4 separate regions of the Mus musculus genome follow, and regions 1, 2 and 3 are each linked to region 4. Evidence: chromatin loops called from intact Hi-C (ENCODE). Cell type or tissue: gastrocnemius. All regions are shown on one strand.

The links. Hi-C counts contacts between places; a loop is a spot of excess contacts. Peaks named below come from ENCODE experiments on the same cell type or tissue, not always from the same donor. Only the 100,000 strongest peaks of a DNase experiment are listed, where the experiment ranks them.
Region 1: it touches region 4 in a loop (14-fold over the local background); 17 of 42 quality-filtered maps call a loop at or near these places.
Region 2: a loop joins it to region 4, with 6 times the contacts of the local background. A loop is called at or near these places in 13 of 42 quality-filtered maps.
Region 3: it touches region 4 in a loop (7-fold over the local background); 19 of 42 quality-filtered maps call a loop at or near these places.

What each region holds. Positions count from the first base shown.
Region 1 is chr10:38,845,015-38,853,014 of GRCm38, reverse strand. No RefSeq gene overlaps it. Among named protein-coding and RNA genes, the nearest start is that of Rfpl4b, 27 kb to the right of the region's middle. In gastrocnemius, a CTCF peak has its summit at 3,693 (motif pointing right); DNase peaks (open chromatin) are centred at 3,700 and 4,608.
Region 2 is chr10:38,265,608-38,273,607 of GRCm38, reverse strand. No RefSeq gene overlaps it. Among named protein-coding and RNA genes, the nearest start is that of Gm40624, 85 kb to the left of the region's middle. In gastrocnemius, a CTCF peak has its summit at 4,270 (motif pointing right); a DNase peak (open chromatin) is centred at 4,263.
Region 3 is chr10:38,549,563-38,557,562 of GRCm38, reverse strand. No RefSeq gene overlaps it. Among named protein-coding and RNA genes, the nearest start is that of Gm22911, 62 kb to the left of the region's middle. In gastrocnemius, a CTCF peak has its summit at 3,169 (motif pointing right); DNase peaks (open chromatin) are centred at 2,253, 3,356 and 3,605; H3K4me3 peaks cover 700 bases; H3K27ac peaks cover 761 bases.
Region 4 is chr10:37,069,810-37,077,809 of GRCm38, reverse strand. No RefSeq gene overlaps it. Among named protein-coding and RNA genes, the nearest start is that of Marcks, 65 kb to the left of the region's middle. In gastrocnemius, a CTCF peak has its summit at 4,828 (motif pointing left); a DNase peak (open chromatin) is centred at 4,791; H3K27ac peaks cover 2,331 bases.

The sequences.
Region 1 (8,000 bases), 1.8 Mb before region 4:
ATCCCCAGGTAGGGCAGTCTCTGGATGGCCTTTCCTTCAGTCTCTGCTCCACACTTAGTCTCTGTAACTCCTTTCATGGGTATTTTGTTCCCCCTTTTAAGAAGGATCGAAGTATTCACACTTTGGTCTTCCTTCTTCTTGAGTTTCATGTGGCTTGTGAATTGTATCTCGTTACCTCTCATTTTCAGTTTTAGAGACTCAATTATGTTATGATATGTCCCACAATAATTGCATTGTAAGTGTCATGAACCGTGATAATAGGGAAGCTGTTCATAAAATGTTCTCTCACTGTCTGTAACTACTAAAGGCTTCTTTCATAAATTTGAAAGAAAACCTTCATGGTTATGTGGACTAGTTGGGAGCTATTAAGACAACTCTATTGTCTTGATCTCTGAATTGGGCCTCTCCCCCCGAGAAGAAAAGGGAGTCAAAAGCGGGCCACCGACGCACCGTTCCGAGAACAACCACAGAATGTTCCAGCCCTAAGTCAGCGCCAGATGTCCTGACCACAAGATGTACCCTGATACCACCAAGTTCCTGCTTCCCCATATAGTTGCCAAAAAAAAAAAAAATTCCGCTGCCATCCCTCCTGCTGAGAAGTATTTCCTCCTTTGCTTGTGCATTTCCATTGACCCATTCCTCCTGCTGAGAAGTACTTCCCCTTTTGCTTGTGCATTTAAGCTTTGAGCCTTGCTGAATACAGTGACACTTCCTGCACTTGGTGTCCGTCTCTCCCTCCCCCCATTTGGTTCTTAGGAGAAGGTCCCCTCGAGACCCTCAATAACTGGACCTGCTGGACGGGTCAGTTGGGGACCCAGAGATTCAATCACCATAATGAAGACAGTGAAGAGACAATTCATTATCTCTACTACCACTAGTTTTCTTTTACAACAAAGTAAAACAAAACCAACCAACCAAACAAACAAACAAAAAACCCCCAAAACAAAAAATCCAAAAGAAACAAAACAAAACAACAAAAATCCAAAGAATATCTTCATCTCTATTACCCTGACCTTAAAATTAGCCTTTGAACTTCTCTAGTTGACATTCACTCAATTTCCTGTCCAGTGCTGGTGCTCTCTTAGCATTCACCTGACTAGGGCTTGCTTTATCCTCATCAAGAATCAAACTAGGGGCCAAGAGAGCCCCTCAGTTGTCCTTCTGAGATAAGAACCCTGAAACCCCATTACAGTATGTCCAGTGCTGACAAAGAAATCGTGGAGGAGTCTTTAGAAGGTTAAAAAAAAAAAACTTTATAACCATGTTAGTTGAACTGGATGGGTCAGGATGGACTCAATTTCAAACAATATGGGTTAGTAGGTGATTTGTGTAACATACCCAGTGTAAATGTGGTAGCAGGAGGTCAAAGACATTAAGTGACACACATCCTGGTGGTCAATACAAATAAGAATTAAAAAAAAACAAAGAAAAAGAAAGCATACTTATTTCTAGTTGGGTAAATGCTGAGCAAATGGCAGTAAATGTATGAGATGCAGAGATAAATTCCCCATCTTCCATGTAACCACTGTGGTAACTAGGGAGGCATCTACATGCTAGAACCATCAATCCTTCACACATGCTATTTCTTACATCTCTATAATTTCTTGACTCCCAGTTTACATCTGGAGAGAATTAGTCTGAAAGGTTAAATACATTGCCCTGGGTCCACATAGTTAGAAAGAGATTCCTGGAAACCAGACTCTCATCTCCAATACTGAACTTGTAGTTTTAATTTACTTCTAACTTAAATTTAATAAAACCTCTAATTTTACTACTAAATTTATAATAATAAGTCAACAGAGCAAATATCTGACATTGACCTAATCAAGGAATTGAATGTTAGAATGTGTCTGATGGTTGCCAAGTAGCTTCAGTGGAAAACCACATTATGGTATAGGTCTGACTTCAGCCTTGCCACCACTGAATGGCATTCAGTACACAATTTTACCACCATTTTCTCAAACCCTCCTAGTCTTAGTGAAAATAATACCAGACCTATATACCCCATATAAGCTTGGATTTGCAATCTTTCTAAGGGAGGTTAAGGATTTTAGTTATCCTCCATGTGTTAATTCAGTGTTTTAACTGTGTTAAGAGATTCTCATTTGACAAGTTAGCAAAAGACAGCTATATTTTTGGAATGCATTCTTGTTACTCATGAAATTGTGTCTTTAAAGAGTCCCCTCAATCTTCAGAGGAGAAGACTAAGGATAAGACCAAGAGTGAGCAGAGGAACACCTACCTCTTTTTGAGGACCTTTTTATTCTCTCCTCTTTTCCCCTTGCCATCCAAGACACCCGTTTCTTCCTCTTTCCCTCAACCTGTGCCCTCTTTTCCCCATGCCCATCAAGACTCTGGTGTCGTCTTCTTCTTCTTCTTCTTCTTCTTCTTCTTCTTCTTCTTCTTCTTCTTCTTCTTCTTCTTCTTCTTCTCGAACTCAGAAATCCACCTGCCTCTGCCTCCTGAGTGCTGGGATTAAAGGCGTGCGCCACCACGCCTGGCTGACATTCAAACTCTTAATGCATAGAGCTTCTCTAGCCTTGGCTGGCAGGCAATAGCTCAGCATTATTATGTACCTGTGCCTGTGTACACAAGACATGGCTTGCAAACAGCTATATTATCTTGAAGACCACCAGAGACTCCGGTTGTAGCCTCCCCCAGCCTCCAAGCAGGCTGAGCCAGAACTTGACCTTGCTGCCACTAAGGAGATTACCTAGGGTGGAGCCTTCCTCCCTAGATCACTCTATTGTTCAGCCACTGCTACCTGCTGAGAGGCCTCTGAGCTATTCCGGAGACTGCACCCTATCCTGCAGCGTTGTTGTCACCTGCAGCTGGTTCCAGGCTCCAAGAATGAATTGGCAGGAATGCCCCCCCCCCAACTCCGTTTATAAGTGCATTTGCCATTGAACATTTGAGCTTTGATCAGGAATCTTGACTTAGCTCCATTGCCTAGTTCCCTTGTCTTTTCAGCTCCCGCTTGCCTCCCAGGTGAAACCTGGTTCATGTGAGCCCCGTGTCGGCTTCCAACATCGGGTAGTTCTGGTGATTTGGTGAGTTGGATGTACTATGCATCCCATCAAAATTTCTTGCTTTGTTTATCTGTACTGTTTCCAAGCTCAGCTAAAACGCTTCCTGTGATGGTTCAGTATCATGCATCTCTCCTCTTCTGTGGCATCATTGTTGCAGAAGACTGGCTGGAAGTTAGGTACTAACATTAAAGAAGGAGAGACTGGGCCAAATGTAAGGCTTGACTTTAAATAATTGATGTCTGACCGTAGCAGAAGAGAGTCATGCAAACATTCTTTTATAAATAAAACAAGCCTACATGAATATTCCTCTTTCTTGTACAATACATAATTCAGACATCTTAATTAGAATTGTATGCTTTGGGATTTGATTAAAAAGGAAAACAACCTCCAGAATGTTTGTCTGTTCTCAGCGATGCCAAGAATGTAATCACCAGTTTTACAAACTGATTTCCACACAGCAAGGAAACTTCTTGTCTAATTTAATTGTTCAAATCTGAATCCTATGGATCTGAATGCATCCACGGTAATCTTTAATTTGTTTCTTTCTTTTTTTTTTTTTAAAAATAGCACTTGTAAAAGCTCTCAAGGAAAATCATTGCTGTCCTCACCCAGAGGACCAAGCCTCACAAAGAAAGTCGGAAGCCGCAGTTCTAAAGGTGCACAGTAGATGGCGCCCTGCCACACAGATTCCCAGGTGACTCCGTCGGGAGAGGCAACTGACACCCAGGGAGAAGAGGTTAGAAGTCTTAGAAATCACTTTTAACTGAAGCAGTAAACTGTTGTTTTCTAATTGCCTCTGACACCAAAGACCATTAAGCTTATTTAATCTAATCCTGAAAAACAATTACATTTTAAAACTCCCTTTTAATGCCCGGCATGATCTCCTAGTCACCTCATACACTGCCCTCTTCACACTTCACACAAGTTTATTAATTTAATTAAAACCGTATCTCTCTGGTTAATCTATGAGTAAGCATTCTGGACATTCCACAACAAAGTTCTCTCTATATTAAGACTTTATAGTTTGCATTTTTAGCATTGGGGGGTGAAAAAATCTTGAAATGAATGTATAGGTGGGGATATATATACACACACACACATAGCTATTTTTACATACTAGTTACCCTAAAATTTGATAATTACTTAGTCACCTTAACATAGTTAAAATTTTGTCCCCCAGAAGATATAGGGACTTGAGATAATTTTGCAAAAGATTATTAAAACTGTTATTATGTCCATTCAGTAATGATAAAGCAATGAAGTCCTTTCTAATACAATGTTCATTACTAAATATTTGTCAAGGAAGTCTGACTCAGTGAAGCAGCAGATACTTATAAAACGTCTTTAAACTAATAATAGTTATGAGGGGAAAGGAGAGATGTTGCGTGAGAACTGTGCTCTACTGGACACACAGGCACCCTCACACCTTCCCTCCTGTCTGGAGCTGCGTCCTCAGACTGGAGGAGCTGCTCTTACTTCTGTTTGCAGTGTGTGTGGCCCGCCATCCTTTTCACTTGCCACATAACATTTATTTTCCCACTTGTTTTTGTCCATTTAGGTTTTAGATCTCTGTCCAATTTCTGGGGCTCCTGGAAGTCTCACATTGGCTTTTCCTGGCTTTATTCACTATGCTGGCATCTGAGCCTGGCCTAGTTAGGTCAACCCACTGAGTATTATCAGAATTGCTTGAGTTCACTAGAGCTTTCGGAAGGAAGAGTGGTGTGGTTGGCTGCAGAGAGCTTTCTTCTCAAGGCCTGGCGCACAGACTTCACAATACGTTTACTTCCTCCTTTCCTTTAGATGTTGCTGTTTTCTGTCTAAGCCCCTCCCTTCCTTCTTTCACATTGCTTTTTAATGGGCCATCTCAGTCCTTGACTCCCAGATATTAGTTTTGTTTATCTGCTAATCACCTCTAAGTCCATGGCTATTCCAAATCCCTCTCCTGACCTTTGGGACTATGGTTGCTACAGAAGTACTTAGCTCACTGACACCTCTGTAAAATCAAATTTTATTCTTGAGACTCTGAACCTATCTCAGAAATCCCATAGTCATCCTTATAGATATTTAAAATAGATTATTATTATTATTATTATTATTATTTCTTTGTTTTTGAAGCAGGGTCTCTCTATGTAGTCCTGGCTTTCTTGGGGCTTACTCTGTAGATCAGGGTAGCCTTGAACTCATGGAGATTCTCCATTCTCTGTGTCTTGAGGGCTGAGACTAAAGGTTTGTGTTACCACCCCGAGCTTATTTTATTATTTTATATTTATAAGTGTTAGGCCGATGAGTTCATATTTGTACTATGGAGGGCATTAGTCTTACTGGACAGTTGCGTGCTGCCACATGGGTGCTGAGAATTGAACCCTGGTCCTCTGCAAGACCAGCAAGTGAACCCATCCTCCAGCCCACATTCACTTTTGATCCATTTTTCTTCCTCTAAATGATGGCAAGGTCTGTTAAGTTTTGGGAAACCCTTATGTCTTCTCAGTTTCTTCTGCTATTATCTTATAGTCATTGTCATTACCTACTTGGATTTGGGCACCAGCCTTCTAACTTGGCTTTTTGCTTTTAGCTTCCTTCTTTTGCTTTGGACCTTTGAAGCTGCACTTGGATGAAGGCTCATGTAATTAGAGATTTTGTTTTGTTTTCTTGCTTAAGAAAATTCTATGGCTTGTCTCTTTTCTTTGAGTTCCTTGTTCTCATCTATTTGGCCTTGACTTCTATTCTACTTTTTTATAACACCTTTCAAGCACCTGCTTGAAGTACTCTCTTATCTGCCATATTACTCCTTGCTCTTTCTCTACTGTAATATTTACAGAATCTATTATACTATCCAGTTTCCTTGTCTCTATCCATACCAGAGTGTGAGTTTTACAGAAGCAGATACACCGACTTCATTTACCTATTTTGTTTATTCCCTAAGAGCATCCCTCTAATAGAATAAGGATACAAAATGGACATTGTGGGGGACTCCGCGGAACTTAGGAAATTAGTGGGAACAGGTGAGAGGGTGCGCCAGAGAACCGGACAGCTTCTGGGAAAGGCAGAAGCACAGAGCCGCTGAGGCAGCACCCTTTGCGGGCCGCAGACAGCCGGCCACCGTCCGGACCAGAGGACAGGTGTCCGCCTGGCTCAGGAGGCGGCCTCAGCCTCAGCACCAGCGGTCACCATCTTGGTTCCGGGACTCCGTGGAACTTAGGAATTTAGTCTGCACAGGTGAGAGTCTGCACCACAGAAGCTGACAGCTTCTGAGAACTGCCAAAGCAACACAGCTTCTGAGAAAGGTCCTGGTTTGGGCCTTCTTCTTCGGCCAGGAGGAGGTCCAAACACAAGATATCTGCGCACCTTCCCTGTAAGAGAGCTTGCCAGCAGAGAGTGCTCTGAGCACTGAAACTCAGAGGAGAGAATCTGTCTCCCAGGTCTGCTGATAGACGGTAACAGAATCACCAGAAGAACAATCTCTAAACAGAGTCAACTATAACTACTAACTCCAGAGATTACCAGATGGCGAAAGGTAAACGTAGGAATCTTACTAACAGGAACCAAGACCACTCACCATCATCAGAACCCAGCACTCCCACTTCGCCCAGTCCAGGGCTCCCCAACACACCCGAAAACCTAGACCTAGATTTAAAAGCATATTTCATGATGATGGTAGAGGACATCAAGAAGGACTTTAATAACTCACTTAAAGAAATACAGGAGAACACTGCTAAAGAGTTACAAGTCCTTAAAGAAAAACAGGAAAACACAATCAAACAGGTAGAAGTTCTTACAGAAAAAGAGGAAAACACATCCAAACAGGTGATGGAAATGAACAAAACCATACTAGACCTAAAAAGGGAAGTAGACACAATAAAGAAAACTCAAAGTGAGGCAACACTGGAGATAGAAACCCTAGGAAAGAAATCTGGAACCATAGATTTGAGCATCAGCAACAGAATACAAGAGATGGAAGAGAGAATCTCAGGTGCAGAAGATTCCATAGAGAACATCGGCACAACAATCAAAGAAAATGGAAAATGCAAAAAGATCCTAACTCAAAATATCCAGGAAATCCAGGACACAATAAGAAGACCAAACCTACGGATAATAGGAGTGGATGAGAATGAAGATTTTCAACTCAAAGGACCAGCAAACATCTTCAACAAAATTATTGAAGAAAACTTCCCAAATCTAAAGAAAGAGATGCCTATGAACATACAAGAAGCCTACAGAACTCCAAATAGACTGGACCAGAAAAGAAATTCCTCCCGACACATAATAATCAGAACAACAAATGCACTAAATAAAGATAGAATACTAAAAGCAGTAAGGGAAAAAGGTCAAGTAACATATAAAGGCAAGCCTATCAGAATTATACCAGATTTTTCACCAGAGACTATGAAAGCCAGAAGAGCCTGGACAGATGTTATACAGACACTAAGAGAACACAAATTCCAGCCCAGGCTACTATACCCAGCCAAACTCTCAATTACCATATATGGAGAAACCAAAGTATTCCATGACAAAACCAAATTCACACATTATCTCTCCACGAATCCAGCCCTTCAAAGGATAATAACAGAAAAAAACCAATACAAGAACGGGAACAACGCCCTAGAAAAAACAAGAAGGTAATCCCTCAACAAACCTAAAAGAAGACAGCCACAAGAACAGAATGCCAACTTTAACAACAAAAATAACAGGAAGCAACAATTACTTTTTCTTAATATCTCTTAACATCAGTGGTCTCAACTCCCCAATAAAAAGACATAGACTAACAAACTGGCTACACAAACAAGACCAAACATTTTGCTGCTTACAGGAAACACATCTCAGAGAAAAAGATAGACACTACCTCAGAATGAAAGGCTGGAAAACAATTTTCCAAGCAAATGGTATGAAGAAACAAGCTGGAGTAGCCATCCTAATATCTGATAAGATTGACTTCCAACCCAAAGTCATCAAAAAAGACAAGGAGGGGCACTT
Region 2 (8,000 bases), 1.2 Mb before region 4:
GCTCTTTTATACATTCATATCCCAAGTTTATACAATTTTATAATATTTCAAATTTCAGTCTGCTTTAATATTTTTCTCCCACTTGTTTTAAATACATTTTATTGTGAATAAAATAGTTTCTTCTCATTTTGAAGATGTTCTTATTTCTTTAGTAAGCATAATTCAAATTTTAAAAAAATAGTATAATTCTGTAGTACTGAAACTCAAGGAATTATTAACTTTCAAATGGCTCTTTAATGCTCATTTCTTTTTTTTTTTTTTTTCAGATAATTTTTTTTTATTTCAATCAGTTTACCATTTGCTAATTGATTTTCACATGCACTGATTTGATTCTTTTTTTTTTTTCCATTTTTTATTAGGTATTTAGCTCATTTACATTTCCAATGCTATACCAAAAGTCCCCCTTACCCACCCACCCCCACTCCCCTACCCACCCACTCCCCCCCTTTGGCCCTGGCGTTCCCCTGTACCGGGGCACACAAAGTCTGCGTGTCCAATGGGCCTCTCTTTCCAGTGATGGCCGACTAGGCCATCTTTTGATACATATGCAGCTTCTGGGAACTGCCAAAGCAACACAGCTTCTGAGAAAGGCCCTGTTTTGGGCCTTCTTTTTCGGCCAGGAGGAGGTCCAAAAACAAGATATCTGCGCACCTTCCCTGTAAGAGAGCTTGCCAGCAGAGAGTGCTCTGAGCACTGAAACTCAGAGGAGAGAATCTGTCTCCCAGGTCTGCTGATAGACGGTAACAGAATCACCAGAAGAACAATCTCTAAACAGAGTTAACTACTAACTCCAGAGATTACCAGATGGCAAAAGGTAAACGTAGGAATCTTTCTAACAGGAACCAAGACCACTCACCATCATCAGAACCCAGCACTCCCACTTCGTCCAGTCCAGGACACCCCAACACACCCGAAAACCTAGACCTAGATTTAAAAGCATATCTCATGATGATGGTAGAGGACATCAAGAAGGACTTTAATAAATCACTTAAAGAAATACAGGAGAACACTGCTAAAGAGTTACAAGTCCTTAAAGAAAAACAGGAAAACACAATCAAACAGGTAGAAGTCCTTACAGAAAAAGAGGAAAAAACATACAAACAGGTGATGGAAATGAACAAAACCATACTAGACCTAAAAAGTTAAGTAGACACAATAAAGAAAACTCAAAGTGAGGCAACACTGGAGATAGAAACCCTAGGAAAGAAATCTGGAACCATAGATTTGAGCATCAGCAACAGAATACAAGAGATGGAAGAGAGAATCTCAGGTGCAGAAGATTCCATAGAGAACATCGGCACAACAATCAAAGAAAATGGAAAATGCAAAAAGATCCTAACTCAAAATATCCAGGAAATCCAGGACACAATGGGAAGACCAAACCTACGGATAATAGGAGTGGATGAGAATGAAGATTTTCAACTCAAAGGACCAGCAAACATCTTCAACAAAATTATTGAAGAAAACTTCCCAAATCTAAAGAAAGAGATGCCTATGAACATACAAGAAGCCTACAGAACTCCAAATAGACTGGACCAGAAAAGAAATTCCTCCCGACACATAATAATCAGAACAACAAATGCACTAAATAAAGATAGAATACTAAAAGCAGTAAGGGAAAAAGGTCAAGTAACATACAAAGGCAAGCCTATCAGAATTACACCAGATTTTTCACCAGAGACTATGAAAGCCAGAAGAGCCTGGACAGATGTTATACAGACACTAAGAGAACACAAATTCCAGCCCAGGCTACTATAGCCAGCCAAACTCTCAATTACCATAGATGGAGAAACCAAAGTATTCCACGACAAAACCAAATTCACGCATTATCTCTCCACGAATCCAGCCCTTCAAAGGATAATAACAGAAAAAAACCAATACAAGAACGGGAACAACGCCCTAGAAAAAACAAGAAGGTAATCCCTCAACAAACCTAAAAGAAGACAGCCACAAGAACAGAATGCCACCTTTAACAACTAAAATAACAGGAAGCAACAATTACTTTTCCTTAATATCTCTTAACATCAATGGTCTCAACTCGCCAATAAAAAGACATAGACTAACAAACTGGCTACACAAACAAGACCCAACATTTTGCTGCTTACAGGAAACTCATCTCAGAGAAAAAGATAGACACTACCTCAGAATGAAAGGCTGGAAAACAATTTTCCAAGCAAATGGTATGAAGAAACAAGCAGGAGTAGCCATCCTAATATCTGATAAGATTGACTTCCAACCCAAAGTCATCAAAAAAGACAAGGAGGGACACTTCATTCTCATCAAAGGTAAAATCCTCCAAGAGGAACTCTCAATTCTGAATATCTATGCTCCAAATACAAGGGCAGCCACATTCACTAAAGAAACTTTAGTAAAGCTCAAAGCACACATTGCACCTCACACAATAATAGTGGGAGACTTCAACACACCACTTTCACCAATGGACAGATCATGGAAACAGAAACTAAACAGGGACACACTGAAACTAACAGAAGTGATGAAACAAATGGATCTGACAGATATCTACAGAACATTTTATCCTAAAACAAAAGGATATACCTTCTTCTCAGCACCTCATGGTACCTTCTCCAAAATTGACCACATAATAGGTCACAAATCAGGCCTCAACAGATTCAAAAATATTGAAATTGTCCCATGTATCCTATCAGATCACCATGCACTAAGGATGATCTTCAATAACAAAATAAATAACAGAAAGCCAACATTCACATGGAAACTGAACAACACTCTTCTCAATGATACCTTGGTCAAGGAAGGAATAAAGAAAGAAATTAAAGACTTTTTAGAGTTTAATGAAAATGAAGCCACAACGTACCCAAACCTTTGGGACACAATGAAAGCATTTCTAAGAGGGAAACTCATAGCTATGAGTGCCTTCAAGAAAAAACGGGAGAGAGCACATACTAGCAGCTTGACAACACATCTAAAAGCTCTAGAAAAAAAGGAAGCAAATTCACCCAAGAGGAGTAGACGGCAGGAAATAATCAAACTCAGGGGTGAAATCAACCAAGTGGAAACAAGAAGAACTATTCAAAGAATTAACCAAACGAGGAGTTGGTTCTTTGAGAAAATCAACAAGATAGATAAACCCTTAGCTAGACTCACTAAAGGGCACAGGGACAAAATCCTAATTAACAAAATCAGAAATGAAAAGGGAGACATAACAACAGATCCTGAAGAAATCCAAAACACCATCAGATCCTTCTACAAAAGGCTATACTCAACAAAACTGGAAAACCTGGACGAAATGGACAAATTTCTGGACAGATACCAGGTACCAAAGTTGAATCAGGATCAAGTTGACCTTCTAAACAGTCCCATATCCCCTAAAGAAATAGAAGCAGTTATTAATAGTCTCCCAGCCAAAAAAAGCCCAGGACCAGACGGGTTTAGTGCAGAGTTCTATCAGACCTTCAAAGAAGATCTAACTCCAGTTCTGCACAAACTTTTTCACAAGATAGAAGTAGAAGGTATTCTACCCAACTCATTTTATGAAGCCACTATTACTCTGATACCTAAACCACAGAAAGATCCAACAAAGATAGAGAACTTCAGACCAATTTCTCTTATGAACATCGATGCAAAAATTCTTAATAAAATTCTCGCTAACCGAATCCAAGAACACATTAAAGCAATCATCCATCCTGACCAAGTAGGTTTTATTCCAGGGATGCAGGGATGGTTTAATATACGAAAATCCATCAATGTAATCCATTATATAAACAAACTTAACGACAAAAACCACATGATCATCTCGTTAGATGCAGAAAAAGCATTTGACAAGATCCAACACCCATTCATGATAAAAGTTCTGGAAAGATCAGGAATTCAAGGCCAATACCTAAACATGATAAAAGCAATCTACAGCAAACCAGTAGCCAACATCAAAGTAAATGGAGAGAAGCTGGAAGCAATCCCACTAAAATCAGGGACTAGACAAGGCTGCCCACTTTCTCCCTACCTTTTCAACATAGTACTTGAAGTATTAGCCAGAGCAATTCGATAATGCTCATTTCTTAAATGTGTTGCAAAATACAAACATTTCTCTTGGTCTTCTTCTTCTTCTTCTTCTTCTTCTTCTTCTTCTTCTTCTTCTTCTTCTTCTTCTTCTTCTTCTTCTTCTTCTTCTTCTTCTTCTTCATCTTTTCCTTGATTTAGTTTTCTAGATTGGTCTGTTTCTCCTTTTATGTCAAGCACACTGTATACCCATACTTGCTAGATAATAGTAGTGTGCCTCTGGCTCCCTGCAGGTGGTGCTACAGTCTTGCAAGAATAAGGATAGATCCACTAACATGTTTCCATTATGGTTTGCCCAGATACTGATTTGAGATTACCTCAGAAAATGAAAAACAAAAACAAACAACAACAACAAACACAAAAACCAAAAAACAAAAACAAAAACCAAAAAAACCAACAGTCGAAAATAAACCTGATTACATCTAAGTAATAAGGAACAAAACAAGAAAAGTTACTGAATAAACTTGAAAATATAGACATGCACAACCGACTTTTAATATTACATTCAATACCCTTTCACTCTTATTTCATCTTTCCTAAAACCCTTGGCAAACCTGACTGACACAGTGAACAAAAGAGTGTCACATGAGGCATGAACGAGCTTTCTTAGCTGAACCTCTGGAGTTATATTAGTAACATGAAGACACAAGTCTGTGTTGTAAGACAATCCAATACACAGGCCCTGTAAGAAAATGTTGTTTAACAGATAATAGAACTAATTCATTTGAGAATTTAAATGTTAAATCCAATATGTTCATAGCAGCATTATTTATAATAGCCAGAAAAGCTGGAAAGAACCCAGATGTCCCTCAACAGAGGAATGGATACAGAAAATGTAGTACATTTACACAATGGAGTACTACTCAGCTATTAAAAACAATGAGTTTATGAAACTCTTAGGCAAATGGATGGATCTGGAGAATATCATCCTGAGTGAGGTAACCCAATCACAAAAGAACACACATGATAAGCACTCACTGATGAGTGGATATTAGCACAGAAACTTAGAATATCCAAGATACAATTTGCAAAACACATGAAACTCAAGAAGAAGGAAGACCAAAGTGTGGATAATTCATTCCTCCTTAGAATAGGGAACAAAATACCCATGGAAGGAGTTACAGAGACAAAGTTCGGAGTTGAGACAGAAGGAAGGACCATCCAGAGACTGCCCCACCAGGAATCCATCCCATATACAACCACTAAACCCAGACACTATTGCATATGCCAGCAAGATTTTTTTTTCTAGTTGTGACCAACAGCACGGCTTCTGAATGCAACCTTGCCAATCCATGAAGAGCTATTTCCTTGCTGTGGAGGACTGGTGTGTGTGTTTTAAGGTGTTTAACAATATCTCCAGTCTCTATACAAAAGCAATTGGCCAATGTCAGTGTCTGGAGACCAAGTTCAATAAGTTAGGCACAAGAATAAAAGTAAGTCCTGCATAAGGACTTACTTTACTTACATATTCTTGGAAGTTAAAAAAAAATTAAGTGCTGTAGAATTAAGAACAAAGAAAAATTTCTAGAGTACCCTTGTAGATGCACAACATTACCTGTAATTTACAAAGGAAAGCCTTTTGAGTGCTCCTGCTTATAGTTTGACATGAGAGATACTATTGGGCAATTATGTAAAGACTTGTTTGCTTTTTCTATCCACTCTATCCAGTTTGTGAAAAGAAAACAAAATCCAGATATTTTAAAATGTCTCTTGGAGGACAAAACTGCCTCTCTAATTTGGAATTAGTGATCTGTAGTAGGTGAGTTTTTATATACAGATTAGAAAGTATTTTGAGGTGTTTTCTGCTTACAAAAAAGTATTCTTTGTTTTCTAAGAAATTAATGTTCCAGAAGACCTAGAGATTCTCTGCCTTTGTTAACATGAGCATGCCAATACAATCTTATTTCTAGAACATGCCCAGGAACGATGTTTAAAGGAATGATATTTCTCTGGGGGAATAAAAGCATCCTATTACCTATGGTTCTTTGAAGTTTTACCAGACATTCAAATGGTTAGCGGTGCTCCCATAAAATAAAAGTATCTAATTCTACATTAATATGTTCTGTTTTATTACAAGACTACTATAGCAACACACTCTTCAAACAGATATTGATGACCATTGCAGAGCTCTTTTGAGGTGAGTCTTGAATGGCTTGGGAACCTCCCACTCTGGAGGAGAAGACTAGCCAGTCAGAGTAGCAGAAAAACACACCATCCTTGAAGTTTAGATACTTAACAGAACTAGTACTATGAAAAAATGAAATTGCATCAGATGCCCAAAGAGTTCTAGTCTTCAGCTCTGCCACATAATTGTCCAGAAATGGTGGCTTGGGGGTAGTGAAGTACTGTCCTTAAAATTATACAGCGAGTGAGACTCTAGTATTCTGCTTTTGTTTTTTACTTTAATTTTTTTTTAACTTCAACAGCATTAGCATTTTCAGATTCCACAAATGGGTGATATAATGTAGATCATGGGGACTCATATATATTTCTATGCCTGGCTTATTGCACTTCACAAGGTGTCTTCCACACACTATCACTCTCCACAGTGTATACATATACTGAAACATCATAGATACCCACGTAGATGTACAAATGCCTGTGACTCATAAAAGAAAATAATTTTAAGAATCTTTCTGCATTGTTTAAGAGCCACTCTTTCCTTAAGTCATTCGATATCTTTGTGAGATATTATTTGATAATGTTGCAAAGCTATACTGTATACTTCAACATGAGAATATTACATACATTTGGGTTAAATAAATGACTTCCTACATTTAGTAAAGGATGTTATCAATTCTCATAAACATGGATGTACCTGCCTGTTTTGGCTGCTGTTGTTCAAGTTTATTATCTGCCTTTTGATAACCATAGTATTCCATTACCATTATCCCAATAAACTAAGGTATTAGATCATATTTGATCACATAGCTTTGAACATAAGGCTATATAATCAGTTTATGAAACACACGTGCTGAAATAATTATAATAGGAATTCGTCCCACTTATAAAATATTATATAATTAGATGTGCCTCTAAGGTAAACCTTTGAATGTTTGTTCCACATATATCAAACTCTGTTTTATCTTATTCAATTTTTCAGACTGATAGTGCTGTGGCTGTCCTGACATGAAGCCTATAGAAACTCAGGCACAGATGTAATATGTTTATCCTCTGTCGGGATTAATTAGATTATAGGAATAGGAAAAACTGGAAACATGATAGAGAGTGTCTTTTGAGATGGAAGGGGCACAGGGTCCCCAATGGAGGAGCTAGAGAAAGGACCCAAAGAGATGAAGGGGTTTGTAGCCCCATAGAAGGAAAAACTATATGAACCAACCAGTATCCTCAGAGCTCCCAGGGACTAAACCACCAACCGAAGAGTACACATGGAGAGACTCAAGACTCCAGCTGCATGTTTAGCAGAGGAAGGCCTTGTTGGTCATCAACGGGATGAGAGGCCCTTGGTCCTGTGAAAGCTCTATGCCCCAGTGTAAGTGAGTGCCAGGGCCAGAGTGGGTTGGTGAGCAGGGGAGAGAGGAGGGGATAGGGGGTTTTTGAAGGGGAAACCAGGAAAGGGGATAACATTTGAAATGTAAATAAAGAAAATAGCTAATAAATAAAGAAAAGAAATGGAACAGTAATGCAGATAATTACTACACAGTGTTTCTAATTCTAAATCCACATTTCGGCTTTCCGTTTAAAAGCTCCTAAGTCAATCACAACAGAGTCCTTTTAAGTCAGAGCTAAACAGCCCACATCCTTCATGTGTCGTGTACTTGGTGTAACTTAGTTGGTAGAGCTGTCAAGTGAGTTCTGAAGTGGATACTTAAGTGAGTCTGAGTTGAGAAAGATCCACTTCACAAGGCTGTTTCTAAAAGTGGAAACCTGAGACCCCATCTACTCATTTTGTAGGGAACAAATCCTAAGAGGTTTCTTCAGTTGAACACACAAGAAGCAATTAC
Region 3 (8,000 bases), 1.5 Mb before region 4:
TGTTTGAATGTGTGGCCCATGGGAGTGGCACTATTAGGAGGTGTGGCCTTGTTGGAGGAAGTGTGTCACTGTGGAGGTGGGCTTCGAGGTCTCTGAAGCTCAAGCCAGTTCTTTCCTTGATACATGCTGATCAAGATGCAGAACTCTTGACTCCTACAGTGCCATGTTTTCCTGTAGGATGCCATGCTTCTCATCATACTAACAATGGACTAAAACTGCTAAACTGTAATCAAGCTTTAATTATAAGAGTTGCCTTGGTTGCGGTGTCTCTTCACAGCAATGAAACCCTAAGACACAATCCCATCACTCCAGTTGATCTGATGCCATCTTCTGCCCTCCTCAGGCACTGTGTGCACAGACATATATCCAGGAAAACCTTTCATACTCATTAAATAAATAAATAAATAAATAAATAAATAAATCTTATTTTACAAAAACAAACAAGAACAGCAACAATAAAAACCAACCACTCATCAATCATTATCCATCAAGAAGAGCAAATTAAAACCACATTGAATGGCCCCAGTGTGACAAGTGTGAATAGCTCCAGTTAGAATGTATAATTTTAACACTAAACAAACAAATTACAAAACCAAGTAACAGTATGTTGGCATAGACATATAGAAAAGGAAACATTTATGCATTACTGGTGATAGCATAAACTGGTGTAACCACTATGGAAATCAGTGCAGAGATTCTGAGAAAAGCCAGAAATATATTTACCACATCATTCAGCTATATCCTACCCCTAAGCTTGTATCAAGGACTATACATCTGACTGAAGAGAAACTTGCCCATTAATATTCATTGTTATTCTGCTCACAATTGCCAGGAACCATTTGTCATATGTCAAAATCTTGGTTTTGCACTTGGATAGTTAGTTCAACTTTGTATTCTAGTTCCTGGCTTTCACTGGCTTCTGAAATCTCAGGCGCAATGGGAACTGAGATGTATTTTTTGAGATTTGAAGGACTAAAGAGCAGAGTTATTATAGTGAATGAATTCTCTGTACTTCAGTTTTTCTGATGAGGACAAGGTAGTCTTTTTTATATCAAAGTACTCTTTGGTATAGAGAAATATGAGAAACTTGAAGGGTCATAAGATAAATGAGTTAGGTAGGACTGGGCTGGAATTCCAGCTTCTTCAGAGATATAAATTTAACATAATTTAAACTTTGAGGGTCTCTCCACTCTTACTTGTAAGATGAGAACCACATTGTGACATACTGAGAAATCTGTGAGCATTAAGTAAGACAACTATGCATGTTGGATACTATATTGATGATAGTAAATAAATGTCCACTTTGGTGCATTTATGTGCTCTCATAGTTTTGATCAGAAGATGATCTATCTGATTCTCTGGGAAGTTAATAAACCTGCCTTGAGCATCTGATATATGTACATAGGCTCTCTTATGGAGACTACCATTCTCACAAAGTTCATAGACATAAATATCATACGTCACAGCTCAGAGCTTTTAATGTGTTGGGCACAAATGTAGCTCACACACATTAAAGCCTGTATGGTACTGTGGCATTGTGCTCTCTGCAAGTTGGTGCCACAATCTCACTTCTAATGAAAGTATGGTCATAAGCTGACTTCATAGTATGCCATAGCGTTTAGCCTGCAACTTATCACCTCTTCTTGATGCCATCCTAATTTAATCTTGACACTGAAGCATTTACAATGAGATAAAATTATTAATAATGATAATCTAGTCAGGTAAATGATGTTCACTTTCATTTTATCTTGTTCCTTGAACGAGGATGCTTTCTTGTGAAAGGTGAAACAGTGTCAAAGTTGTGAATCATAGTTTCACATTCAAAATAATGAGAAATCATATCTTCCTGCCTTTGCAGCTAAGAGAAGGAAATAGGGTTATTTCCATACGACTCTCAAGAATAAAGAAAAATAATCTGTAAAAAGCTTTACTCATGTCACCTCTCATTCTACTTTGAAGGGACATAACAAAATCAGAAGCAAGATGGGTTCAGTGTATTTGTGTTCACTCTAGAAATGGTAAGACAACATTTATTTCCACCTAGAACTGTCTTGGATCATGGCAGCAGTGTTTTTAAGAGGTCTCATATCTCTCAGAATGCACACAGTGATGTCCAGCATGCCACACAGTTACACAAAACACTTATTCAGCATAAAGTATCTTCATGGGGGCCCTACCGCCCTTACCCCTCGTTTCCACTTTCCACCCTCCAGTCCTCCCTTGGGAAGATGCATGCCTGTTCCATTTATGCTCAGCACCAGTGTTGCCATGGAAACTCTCCTCCTTTTCTCTACCCTCCCCAGTTACCAAGCACAGCTCTGGACTCAGTGCCAAGACCTCCTCTGTACAGACTCAATATTCTTTCAATGTTTAGACAAATCTGTTCGAAAACCTTGTTTACATTTTTTCCCACAACACCATAGCTTCGAGTCGGGGCCATCCATTTCCCATGGATCTGCTTATATTCTGGACATGGTTTCTTTTCTTTTTTCTCCACCATAGCTCTAAAATAAAATTGTATCATTTGGTCTAATTCTTAATAGGACATAAAAGGCAACTCAGGGTCAGAGTCCACCCTTACAGTCAATTTTATCCAGTCCAGAGTAGAATTTAATACTTTTTGTATACTATTTTTTTTTTACTTAAAAAATTTTGTTTAATAAATGCAGCATTAACACATGTTTAAAAACAAGAAACTTTCCTTTAATTAGCTTTAGTTGCATGTTTGTTACAGTCATCTGTGTATCTTACGTTATGCCAGACATTAATTAGTATTCAGATATACAAATAATATGTTGGCTTCACATTGCTTAATCTTACAGGTATGTTTTAGGCTGCACATTTTCTGTAGAATTTAAAAGTCTTGCTTATGGTTTAATTCTTGATTCCTATATTTAATGACGCAATTCACTGATGAAACTAAACCAAAATTAATGTTGTTGTGATGATATTTTATCCTTCTCCCCATTTAAAAATTGCCAGTTATGCCTGCAGAATTCCTAAATGTTAAACGTAGGTTTAGCTTAAAAAAAAAATACTTACTTTGCCTTTTTATTTTAAGAAACTTGAACAGGTCAGTTCAACTCAGTGAACTATGCTGACATTTACATATTTTCACAGTAAACATGTATTTTTAAATCATTACTAGGAAAAAAATACCTCTGATCAACAGAAGAGGGAGCAATATTCCCTCCTTTTTTACACAAAATACTGTGGGGTTGTTTTCTCACCTTTCCCTCCTAAACATAAGCCTCCTCTATCGTAATCTCTGCTGCTGCTTTTCTCTTTCCCTTTTCTAATTTTTTTGAGGGGAAGTGGAGGAGGGGTGCGCAGTGGTGGCAGGAGTAGGACCACCCAGTTCGATCAAGGAATCAAAGGTTAAATTCTTTCTGGTTTGTTACTATCTCTCAGGATATAGTTAAACGTTAGAAATCTTTGTCGTCTGTATATTTTTACTCGCAACAATACTTACGGGAATGAAATGCGCTGCACCTCCTTACAGAGAAGCCACAACATTGCGCAGGCAGTGGAGTGAATGTGAACGTTTTCCAGCTTGCCTGAGCCAGAGACTCTCTCATTGTTCTCTCTCTGAGCAGAGTAGGAACCGCGCACATCTGAATAACAGAGTCTTTTCTGCCTGGCGCAATCCTGGATTGTTACAGTCTAGAGGCCAGCCATGCTGTCACCGGCACAAATTGATTTAACCATCAATTGCTGTGGTCATTAAAGCTGCTAAAAGTCCCCGCCAAACTGATGAATTGCAACTGAATGTGAAATGAGTGTCTAAGTCTTTTTCCCACCACCTCATATCAAAGGCTATTGTATCCTTGCAAAGTAAAGGGTCGGGGGTTCAGGCTGCTGTTCAACAATGGGCTCTGTCAAAGGACAGAGCTCCATTCACACAAGCACTCCCAATTACAGTTTGCTTTCCATACCTTATTGTATGAAATTTGCATCCAACTAATACATTGAATTATTGGCATACTTTGGGTGTCAAAGGAGTCAATGAATGATTTGTCCTTGAAATACATGGAATCCAAAGCAGCTGCTGGTTCTTGTCTTGACAATGGAATGATTCCCTGGTTTTCCAATGCCTGCAAATGGACTAATTTTCTCCCAGCTCACAGTTAGCACTTGTGGAAGCAGTACACAATTTTTTTCCACATTCACAACTGTGAACTCATTTCTAGAGTTTTGAGAGGAGATACAGAAAAGGAATGGTATTGTCTAGCCTAACAATTATATTATAAACTTTAAAAAAATCAGTATAACCTCCATGAGGCCAATCATTTACTACTACTACTACTACTACTACTACTACTACTACTACTACTACTACTACTACTACGACTACTACTACTACTACTACTATTTGTTTGCTTAAAGTAAAAGGATACATTGTAAAATTAAAACCAACCTTACACATATGTTTAAATACCCAGAAGAACTTTTGTTAATTCTTTTAGGAAGATCATAAATAGGAATTTTTCAGATTTTATGATTAAGCTCCTCAAAGTGTTATGAACTGAGCACACGGCACATGTACACATGTACATATTTGTATGTTGGTATAATGTTTACCCAATTTAGCTGATAACTGAGTTTGCAGACATGAGGGATCACTAAACTGCAATCCTCCAGCTTCTGACACTCAAAGGCAGCAAGGAATTCAGAAAACATTGGGTTTGCTCTCCTTGGTGTTAAGTTTGGTTTTTCCTAGCAGATACTCATCGACCGAACATTTCCCTTCATCTTGAGTCTTGACTTTAATGTGTTACATTATTTGGTTTACCTATGTGCTTGTGTATGCAACTTTAGCAAACTCATCATGGCGGTGTTTTCATGGTGCTCTTAGGGGCAGCTCTGTAAGAGAAACAAGCTTTGGGACATCAGAGAAAGAGAGCATCACTTGTAGTCCCAGCAACACATGGTGTTTATTTTCCTTCCATGGTTCATCCTGCCAGGAAGTATTATCAACTGAGCAAAGACCAGATGTGGAAAACAAAATAAGTATGATTTGATGTTGGAGCAGGGGTGAGTTGGGACAGGATGGGAGAAAGAAAGCAAAGCCAGTGGCCACCATAGTGCTACAGAGAAAACGGGACAAAGAGGGGACCTTCACCACAAAGGTCAGAGGTTCAGGCCACACACCTCTTATAATGAATTGGCAGACAGACCCAGGTTTGTGTTTCCCTAGATTCTATTTACCATAGACTGTTAGTCGCCAGTAACTGTGTAGAAATCCATCAGCAAGAACTGTTACATTGGCCTCCAATTCCAAATGACCCTTAAAGAAGGTCATTTGATTCTTATCTCTAAGGATCTTTTGCTCCTCCTCCACTCAAAACAGGGCCATGGGGAGAAACAGCTCCCTTAATATAAAAGAGAACCTTGCATTGAAATGAAAAGCCCTTCTTCAGTTGTTTAGTAAATGATATTAAGTTGCTAAAGAATGTATAAAGGCATATCCTGGGTCATATTCTTATTGTAAGTTTCCTATAAGTGAATGAAACAGTAGGGTATGTTAACTTTTTAAGCCCTATAATCAGATTAAAATTTTAGCTTAAATTTTTAACTATTTGTATCAAGTCATTACAATTATTACTTATTTAATTAGTAATTTATTGGATATGTACTTTAGACAGTTTGATGAGTGTTTTAGCATTATTTCTTCAAACTCAAGAGAACAGTAAACCTGCCTGCTTTAATTTTTTAAAATTCAAATACATATAATTTGTGCTTTGGGAAAAGTGCATATAGCCAATTAATATAATCTTTCAGTACTATTACAATGAGATGTACAAGACATATATTTACATCCATTTTATAGTTGATGGAAACTGAGTATTAGAGTCTGTTAATGGGTGCTGGAAAGATAGAGGAGGGGTTGAGAGTGCTAACTATTCAGACATGAGACAATAGTTCAGATTCTTTTTTTCTATTAGATATTTTCTTTATTTACATTTCAAATGTTATCTCCTTTCCTAGTTTCTCCTCAGAAAATCCCCTATCTCCCTTCCCGTGCTCTCCAACCCACCCACTCCCATTCCTGGTCCTGATATTCCCCTATACTGGGGCCTGGAGCCTTCACATGACCAAGGGCCTCTCCTCCCATTGATGACCGACTATGCCATCCTCTGCTACATATATAGCTAGAGTCACAAGTTCCACCATGTGTTTTCTTTGATTGGTGGTATAGTTCCAAATAGTTCAGATTCTAATAGCACCCAGGTGGCAAGGCAAGAGTCCAGTGTATGCCTGTAGATTTAGATTCTAGGAAGGTAGAGACCCTGGGATCAGTGGTAGTGGCTGGCTTCTAGCTGAAAGGGAGAGTCTCAAAAGGATATGTAGAGAGTGATAGGGAAGGGTGAGTACCTGACACTTTGGACACAGGTGCATGTTCTGTCACACATACATGTGCACACACCACATACTCATGACGCATTCGCACACTCAAATAGATAAAGATAAATAAATAGATCTTAATTTCTACCAATGTAATGTTCAATAATGAGAAAGTATAAATTAGAACCTTGGTTATGTATATGGAAAGTCCATTCATTTTATTGCAGTGTTTTGTAAATAATTGAAGATTGAAGTGTGATACAGATAATAGTGACCTGGTATATCTTTATTGGACCTTTCATTTGATCTACTGTGTACATTTTTGTACCTTTAACATTTTTATTACCTAAATTCATTCTTTGACAATCTTAGTTATATATATGATATCGTTCTGATTACTGTTACCCACCTTTTTCTGTCTCTCTCTTATTCCTGTTAATTTCCCCTTTCCCTACAAATTCCTTTCCTTCCTTCTGTTTCTTCTTTTGTTTTACTTTATGACCCACTAAGTTTAAGTAGAGCGTTCTCTATGGTCATGGATTTGGAACTGGCCACTAGAGTCTTGTGGGCTCATGGGTAGATTATTGACCACTGGAGTCTGATGGATTGATGGGTGGGTACCACTGGAGAGCATGACTCCCCCTCTCCTGGAATCTACCTGTCTTTGTATTTAAAGTGAATTTCTTGTAACAACATAGAATTTGGTATTTAATTTTCTGGAAAGAGTCTTCCCATGTAGCCTAGGCTAGGCTGGTATTTAGTATGTAGTTCAGACTAGCTTCAAACTTACATCAAGTGTCCTCCTTCAGGTTCCTGAGTACTGAGATCAAAAGCATGTGTTATCACCCTTAGCTAAGGCCTTGTTTCTTGGGGAGAAGGTGAGACTTGTCAACACGAGAGGCCAGAGGAGGTCACTGGTGAAGGTGTAGCCTAAATTGAAGTGTAGGTAGCAAGATAGAAGGATCACGTAGAGAAGTTGAGGTATGCAGTTTCTGCAGAGAGACCAGAGGCCATTGAGAGAGATGCCAGGAGGCCATTGATAGATGTGAAACTACAGCTGTAGGGGGTATCCCAGTACATTGAAGATGCCAGGACCATGCTGCCAGAGGCAGCAACAGGTTTGGAGCAGAGCTAGCCTACGTGTATTTCAGGTGGCAGAGCCAGAGAAGTGGGACACTCAGTCCATTTGGATCTTAGATAAGATGATGAGGGATTCAACAATCCTGAAAATTTAGACTTTTACAGAGTATGGTTTTGCTTGGCTGTGAATGTTACTGTAACATAGTTTTTTTGTTTTTTCTTTTTAAAATAAGATAGTATTTTTCTGTTGTTTGCTTTTTTCTCTTTCCTTTTGAATTTCTTCTTTAAATTCTCCTTTTTACTGGATATTTTCTTTATTTACATTTCAAATGTTATCATCTTTCCAAGTTTCTCCCATGGAAACCCTCTATCCCATTACCCCGCCCCCTGCTTCTATGAGGGTGTTTCCCCCACCCAACCACTCACTCTTGTCTCCCTGCCCTCACATTTCCTTACACTGGGGCATTGAGCCTTCACAGAACCAAGGGCCTCTCCTCCCATTGATGCTCAACAAGGCCATCCTCTGCTACATATGCAGCTGGAACCATGGGTCCCTCCATATTTACTTCTTGGTT
Region 4 (8,000 bases):
GTAGCAAAACCCAGCGTCCTGGAGAGTCAGGCTCCAGAAGGTGTTTGTTGAATTGAAGGAGGGGTCCTAGTTACCTACCTCCACCAAACCCCACCCTCGGATGCAGCCAGCTGGCCCTCAGTGCTGGTTTCCATTCCTCTCCTCTCTTGCTTTTGTTTATTCCAGACGCCAGGACCCCACTGTGGAGTCTGAAAGCAAGGTCTGGTCACTCAAATGACTTGTCCTAGTGTTGTCTTCTTGACCTTCTTGAACTGATGTCAAGGGAGGAACTTTGTTCCTTTAGGACATTGTGCTTTAGAAACATATTTAGCAAGGCTGGAGGACAGACGGAATGGGTGCAGCTTAGGTGTCATCTTTGGGGGTGACCTTTGCTCCAGACATGATCATCAGCCTATTTTAAGTTTTTACACTAAAGTCACTCTAAAGGCAATAGGCAATAGGTTTCAAAGGCATGAACTACTCCGAGCTTGTTCTGAAATGAATGAGAAGGCAGATCTGATGTTACTGGCACGGATATTCTTTATTCCATTTGCGTACAACGCTATGCTTGAGATCCTCTTACCTCAGCACAGAGAGCCTGGATCTCTTGTTTTTTTGTTTGTTTGTTTTTCCTTCAGTTTTAAGTCCAAAGGGACTTTAGGGGTAAAGGCCTCTCTAGTGTTGGCAGGTAACACCTAGTGGTAGATAGCCTCATTAGCATTAGCTAATGCCTCAAGGCATTAGCACATTTGCTGGCCTGGAGGATGACTCCATCCCTCATAATCAGCTTTGCCCCTTGTTAATTAATGTGCCTTACCAAAAGGAGGAAGGCAAGGCAAGGAGACCCTGTGGAGGTCTGTGAAGGGGAAACAACTCCTTCCTAGCCCAGAAAGTAGGATCTAGGGTTACCACTCACCCTAACTGGAGATCTAACAAGGAAAAACTATTGTCCCTTTCTGTAGGAACTAGTCCACTCTGCCTGCCAGAGGGCCACTCCTCAGAAAAGCTGATTTACCCGAATTCCTGCTAAAACCAGAGTGTGTGTGTGCGTGTGTGTGTGTGTGTGTGTGTATGTGTGTGTGTGTGTGTGTGTGTGTGTGTGTGTGTGTGTGTGTGTGTGTGTGCCGGTGGAGTGAATTATCCCCGTAATGAGATAATGTATTTTACCTTCAGAAGCCCCTCCCTGATTCAGTTGCTTGCAAATCCTGAGTGCTAAGCCTGCCTGCTTGCCAGGGTCCTAACTCAGAAGGAGTACCTTTTCCTTTCCCTTCCTTTTTACTCCTTCTTTGGATACTGACCCAAATCCCAGGGGCTGTACTCTCCCACAGTTTTCGCTGAGGACCCTAAGCCCTTTGCACATCTGTTTGATGGCTTCTGCTTATTTGTACTCCCTTCCTCTTACCTATTTCCCTCCTTCGCACAGCTGCTGGGATCTACGCCTTGACTGTCCTCTTATTTTTCTCTCAAACTCTAGTAAAATGGTTCTAAAGCTTCCTTCTAAGTCCACTTTTAAGTTGTATTGTTAATGGAATTAGGAGCTGACAAAAGGGACTCCCAAATGCTTGATAACACTTCTGCCTGATAAAAGCCACCCAAGAAACTCAATGCCTTATTCCAGAAGTAAACTAGAAATTCACAGCCCCATTCCATATTAGTTCTGATTAATGGTACTAAATAAATGACAGAGTATAGTTACTATCCCTGGGCCCTCCCCATTCCGTGACTGTCTCAGGGAATGACCCGTTCCTATCTCTCCTCATTTGTAGACTTCCCTTAATAGGCTGTGTCCAGGGTGCTTGGTCTCTTGTTCAGGGTATCTGTGTACTCTCAAGCATTCTCAAGCCTGCCTCCATTGATTAGCTCAGACTTCCTCATAGTGTGGAGGCTTCAAGACCTTAGATTGCATAGAAACTGAAAAATTTAGGACTCAGTATTCTAGTAAGCAAGGTAGACAATGTTTTTCACATCTTGTCTTAGAATTTACCTAATATTAATTATGTTATACTTTATTGGACAAGTGTGTGTAAGTGTGTGTGTGTGTGTGTGTGTGTGTGTGTGTGTGTGTGTGTGTGTGAAAGAGAGTAAGAGAGAGAGAGAGAGAGAGGCAGAGAGAGAGAGAGACAACGAGAATGTGGGCCCTTCCTCTTCTCCAGTACATCTAGGCTGCTACATATTGGAAGTTGAAGATGTGTGGTTTCTAAGGCTAAGGCTCAGTGTTCGTGACACATACATCTGGGCTTTGGAAATGTTTAACCTGAGACCATGTTAGATGAACAGGCAGGCAGAAGCTAGCTTCATAGTTGGACCGCTGCACAGAGTAAAATATATGGCCAACTGTGATGGTTTATATATTCTTGGACCAGGGAGTGGCACCATTTGGAGGTGAGGCCTTGTTGAAATAAGTGTGACCTGGTTGAAGTAGGTGTGCCACTGTGGGTGTGGGCATAAGATCCTCACCCTAGTTGCCTAGAAGTCAGTCTTCCACTAGCAGCCTTTGGATGAAAAAACTCTCAGCTCTGCCTGCGCCATGCCTGCCTGGATACTGCCATGCCTTGATGATAATGGACTGAACCTCTGAAACTATAAGCCAGCCCCAAGCAAATGTTGTTTTTTATAAGACTTGCCTTGGTCATGGTTTCTGTTCACAACAGTAAAACCCTAACTAAGACACCAACCAACAGAAGTCTCTACCATACTTGCTCTGAGCAGAGTAGTTGAACATCTCTGACACTGTCTGGCAGAGCACTCAAACATCTCGAGCCACCAGGCACTGTGACTGTATTTCAGAGTCCAGGTGAGAACCACTTGATCCAGTTAAGCCCTGGGACCACAAGAGATGATGATAAGTTATTACTTATACCTTTAAATTCTGCTTGGCTTGTTGGTGCAGTTCAAACTGCAGTCTCTTCAGCTGTCCCATTCCCCAGTATGGCTCTGTCCTCTGAATCCCCTGGCCTTTAGCATCAGTAACCTACTTCAAAGAGGTTTTCGTCGATGGTTGTTGAGCACGGACTCTTACATTTGGGAGGATGTTCTTAGACATGATATAAGACATGACCACAGTCATCTAGAAAAGAAATCAGTGTAGAGACAGTGGGAGAAAGAGTATGAAAAGACGGAGAGAGTTATTCTGCCTGAAGTGCATTGTCCAGAAGATGGAGAGGTCTTCAACTGGATCTTATGCCAAGTGGCTGTTTAATAATTTGTTTTGTGGAAACAGAGATCTCCTAAACTTTCTTGAGAAAAAAATTAATATGGACAAGACTCTGTTTCCTGAAAATTCGTCTGGAGGCTAGAGGTGCAGTTCAGTTACAGAATGTGCTTGGCGTATGTGAGGAACTAGGATTGGTCCCCAGCACACATGAACACACATTTGAATGTGAAGCTCAGTGAGTTGTGTTTAAGTGACAGATAGAGGTTATCAACATGGATAGAGGCCGTAAAGAAGAAATGATCATGGCTGTCCTGGCGAAAAGCAGTAGATCCTAGAACCCAGCTATTGCAATGGGAAATGGATGAAAAGGAGTCAACTTAAGACATGCCCAGGAGTTGATATGACTCAGAAACACTGGCATTCCATATTTGTATGCATGTCAGATCTTATTGCAAAACCCCAACCCTTGATCATGTGTAAACAAAATAAATAATTCCATAGAATGTTTTTAAAAAGACCCACACATTTGGAAAAAATTTTTTAAATTGAATCTATAATTTGGGGTACATAGGCTCAGCAATTTTTTTTGGAGCATTTATAATCATTTCTAGGATTTGTTTTGGCTTTATTTTCTTGAGACGAGGTCATGCAATGTGGCTCTAGACCTCACTATGCAAAATAGCTGTGATTGTCTGGCACTTTTTTTTAAATGTAGATTTCTTTTATTAATAATTTGTGATGGTTTCTTTGGTTACCAAAAGTAATTCTAATCTGGTTGAATTTAACACACACACATACACAAACACACAACACACCCTTTAATCTCATCTTGAAACATTTAGTGATCCACCTCATTCAATCTCTATAGTCAATGTGAAAAGAAAAAAAAGTGAACATACATACCATGACATGTTTTCACAAAAACCCATTTCACTATTTGTGGGCCATAAAACAGTCAAATACATTTAAATGACGTCTAGGTGACTGCACCACAGCTGTACTGATAACTAGATAACCAACCCAGTTAGAACCAGCCAACTCTCCTTTGCATCATCCCTTGCTTTGATCATGTCTGCTGAAAGGAGGGAGCCTGTTGGCCTCATGGAAATACATTAAAGCCAAATCTCCTGGTTTCCATTTCCAGAGGTTTCCTTCGGGTAGATCAAGCCTTTGCTTACAAAGCAAGCCTGAGTTTGTGGTTGCTGATATTAAAGTTCTTCCGGCCTGTCTCCTAAGTGCTGGGTTTACAGGTGTGAGCCTCCCAGCTCAGTATTGTAGACATTTCCAATATACTCATATTCCTTTTTAACTTTTTCACTTACACATCCCTCTAACACAGTGGTTTTCAGTCTTTCTAATGCTAGCACCATTTCATGCAGTTCTTCATGTTGTAGTGACTCTCAGCCATAAAATTATTTTCATTGCTACTTCATAACTAATTTTGCTACCATTAAGAATTATAATGTAAATATCTGATATGCAGACTATCTGGTATGCGATCCCTGTGAAAGAATTGCTTGGCCCCAAAGGGTTCGAGATCCTCAGTTTGAGAACCGCTGCTCTAGTGTATGAGGAGCACAAGAAGATCGGGTAAACAGTCCTGGGAAATTGCTATTTGCAGGCCTTAAAAGCTTTCAGAGGCTGATGGAGAAGCTGTAGGGTTTTTAATCTATGTGCTCCCCCTAGTGGTCAAGCCAGTCTTTGACAATTTCTCCAGTATGCTCCGTTTTATATTGAAATAATTGCAATGAATTAACTCTAAATGTATTTACACTTTAGCATTTTCTCTTGCTTTCTCCTGAATAGACTCCATGAGATTCATGATGAGCCTCACATGCTATTATTGTCATAATTTGTAATTATCAGTTTTCAGTGGTGTTTATTGAATTTCAGATTACACCAAAATGTAATTATCACCTAGTATGTATGAGCTAAGTCACGATGACTGCTCCAAGAAAGTGAGACGAGCAGTTCTCACTATAAAGTGCGTTCATTGATGAACCCACAGGCTTTAAAAATGACTTTTAAAATGTGAATGTTTCATCATAATCCCATCATGCTTTTCAGGAAGAAGTCACCCTAGGCACAGTCCTCTAACGTCACCTCCAAGTCCCTATCTGTCAGTGTTCTATTGAGCTGAAGGAACTCCATGACCATGGCAACACTTATAAAGAAAAAATTTAATTGAAGGAGGCTTACAGTTCAGAGGTTTAGTCCATTATCGTCACGGTGTGAAACATGGCGGTGTGTAGGCAGACATGACGCTGGGAAAGGAACTGAGAGAATTCTACATCTGTGTCCTCAGGCAGGAGGAAGAGAGAGAACTTCTGCCCCTGGTACTGTTTAGAGCCTCCGAAACCTCAAAGCCCATCCCTAGTGACACACTTCCAGTTAGGCCACACCTACTCCAACAAGGCCACTTGTCCTAATCTTTTCAAATAATGCCACTCCCTATGAGCCTGTGGGAGCCATTTTCATTCAAACCACCACACCTTCTAAGACAGGGCCAAGTATTACAGGAGAGGAAGGAGTGAAAAGAAAGATCAATTGAGTGCCATACATGTCAGGCTTCATATTTTATACCTGGTTTCTCATTTAAAACCCTAAATGCTATTCCATTCCTTATCTACACACACACACACACACACACACACACACACACACACACACACACACCACACATATACCACATACACATAAACACATTCCACACACATCACATATGCACACTCACACATACTACATATACACACATACCATGCATATCATATAAATACCACAAACACACACACTGCTTAATCTCTTACAAGTCACAATAAGGCAGAGTGATGAAATAGACCCCAGTTCTATAGATTCAAATAGGAGAACTAAAAGCTGAATACTGTTTGTTCCCTTTGAGTCAGAGGCCTGAACACCCAGGGCGCCCATCTTCAGAGGAAGAACATGGCAGGCTTCACCTTCTGAGGAGGGGATTCCCTCCCCCAGTTGAAAATGAGGAGTCAGCCATGTGGAGGAACATCACCAGTGAAGGCTAGAGCTGTCTATCAGAACCAATAGCACTTCAGGGTTGCAAATGTGAACGATTAACAGCCCAAAGACATTCAAAGACTACCAGAAGACAGTGGGGCCTCAGGGCCTGCATCTCTGACCTGTCTTTCTTTATTGGGGGACATAGCTGTCTTGGTGATGGCTCTAGGCAGAAGTCACCAAAGTCATTTTATGAGTCCAGGTTCAAAACTACTTTTATCTCTGAAATGGAACATGGTCAGGCCAATAGTTTATTTATTTTTAGATATCTAATTTATGGTGTGTATGTGTGTGTAGGTGCATGAGTGTAATATGTTTGTGTGTTCATAGGTGTGTGTGTGCAGTAGTGTATGTGTACATGTATGTATTATGTGTGTGTAATGTGTATGGTGTGTGTATGTGTGGTATGTGTGTATATATGTTTGATATGTGGGTGTGTGTGTGTAGGTTAGAGAAATTATGTCAATTGTTTCTATTGTTTTGCTGTGGGTTTGTCAGATGAAACGCCTGCCAAAGATCAAATTCATTAGATTTGTATACCAAGTTTCCCTTCTTGGGAGGGCTGCCCAGAAGGAAACAGTGTAGTAAAAATAAAATATAGATTTTTAAATGTGTTAATTCAGGAATACCAGAGGGGAGTGTGTGCTTGCCTCTGGGAGATTTGGAAGTGCTCAGCCATTGAGCTATTCAAGGCAGATTAAATATAAAGGTTGTATGTGCATGTCTTTCATTCGTGGATCGAGCTCTTGGGCTGGTGCAGAACCATGCATGCACCCACCAGGAGTATAGAGCAACTTTTAACATTTACCGCTACACCCTTCCCCATGAAGCTATTTTGCCAGCCCAAGTGTTGATGGCTTAATCAAACTAAGAACACCCGAACTGACTGGGTGGCCATATAGAATGAAAACAATATAGCTATCTTTAGACACAAGTAGCATTCCAAAGTGAAGACTATGGAACCTTACTGCTTGATCTCAGTTAAAATTCAACCTGGGGGCACTGGTACAACTACCAGGTGGAACTGCATCTTTTCATAAAGGCGATGCCTACAATGAGGAAGAAAGCTAACAAAATGTGTGGAGGCTAGATGGCTCCCGAAGAGCCTCTAAAGCACATTATGTGTGCGGCACACAGGCCTAGGGGTACAGTCTGCTACTGTGAATACCCAACACGCACCAGGAAGGGTGAGAAGCACCACACAGAATCCTCTAAGTGGTGTCTGAGTGTTTGATTATCTCTGCCTCCAAGATGGCTGTCAAATTGTGCCTTGTTATCAAGGTACAGTGAAAAATATTCTAAACTTCACTGCTTGCCTGCATAATTTAGTTTATTCTTTACTGGCATGAACCCTCTTTAACTTTGTATATTATTTCATTCGATATTCTAGTTCAACATTTCTAATTTAGTAAATACTCTTTTTCTTTAAATAGGAAAATAACACGAGATTAGGGGAAAAAAGGAGCCAAAATAATTCAAAAGATAGCCTTCAAATATTCTTTGTCTTTAAGTCCAGACTGGCCTCAAACTCATTAAGCCCAGGCTGACCTTGAACCCAGGACAATCATATTGCCTTAAGCTCCTGAATTATAGGCATGCAGTACACACCTAGCCAATGGTTGTAATTTAGGGCAGATGCCCTATAATTTTTAACCAAGCCAGAGCCATTCTATAAATAAAAAGGGTCTCATAGTAGACGCTTCACAAGTGTTTTAGGGATTTGCATTGGAGTCTTGTTGTTTTAGGGCTGTATCTGCTGACTGAAAAGCCATCTAGCAGAAGATCTTTCTTTTCTGCTTTTCCTCTTCCTAGTTGGTGCCATGACTGGTTCCAGTGGCCA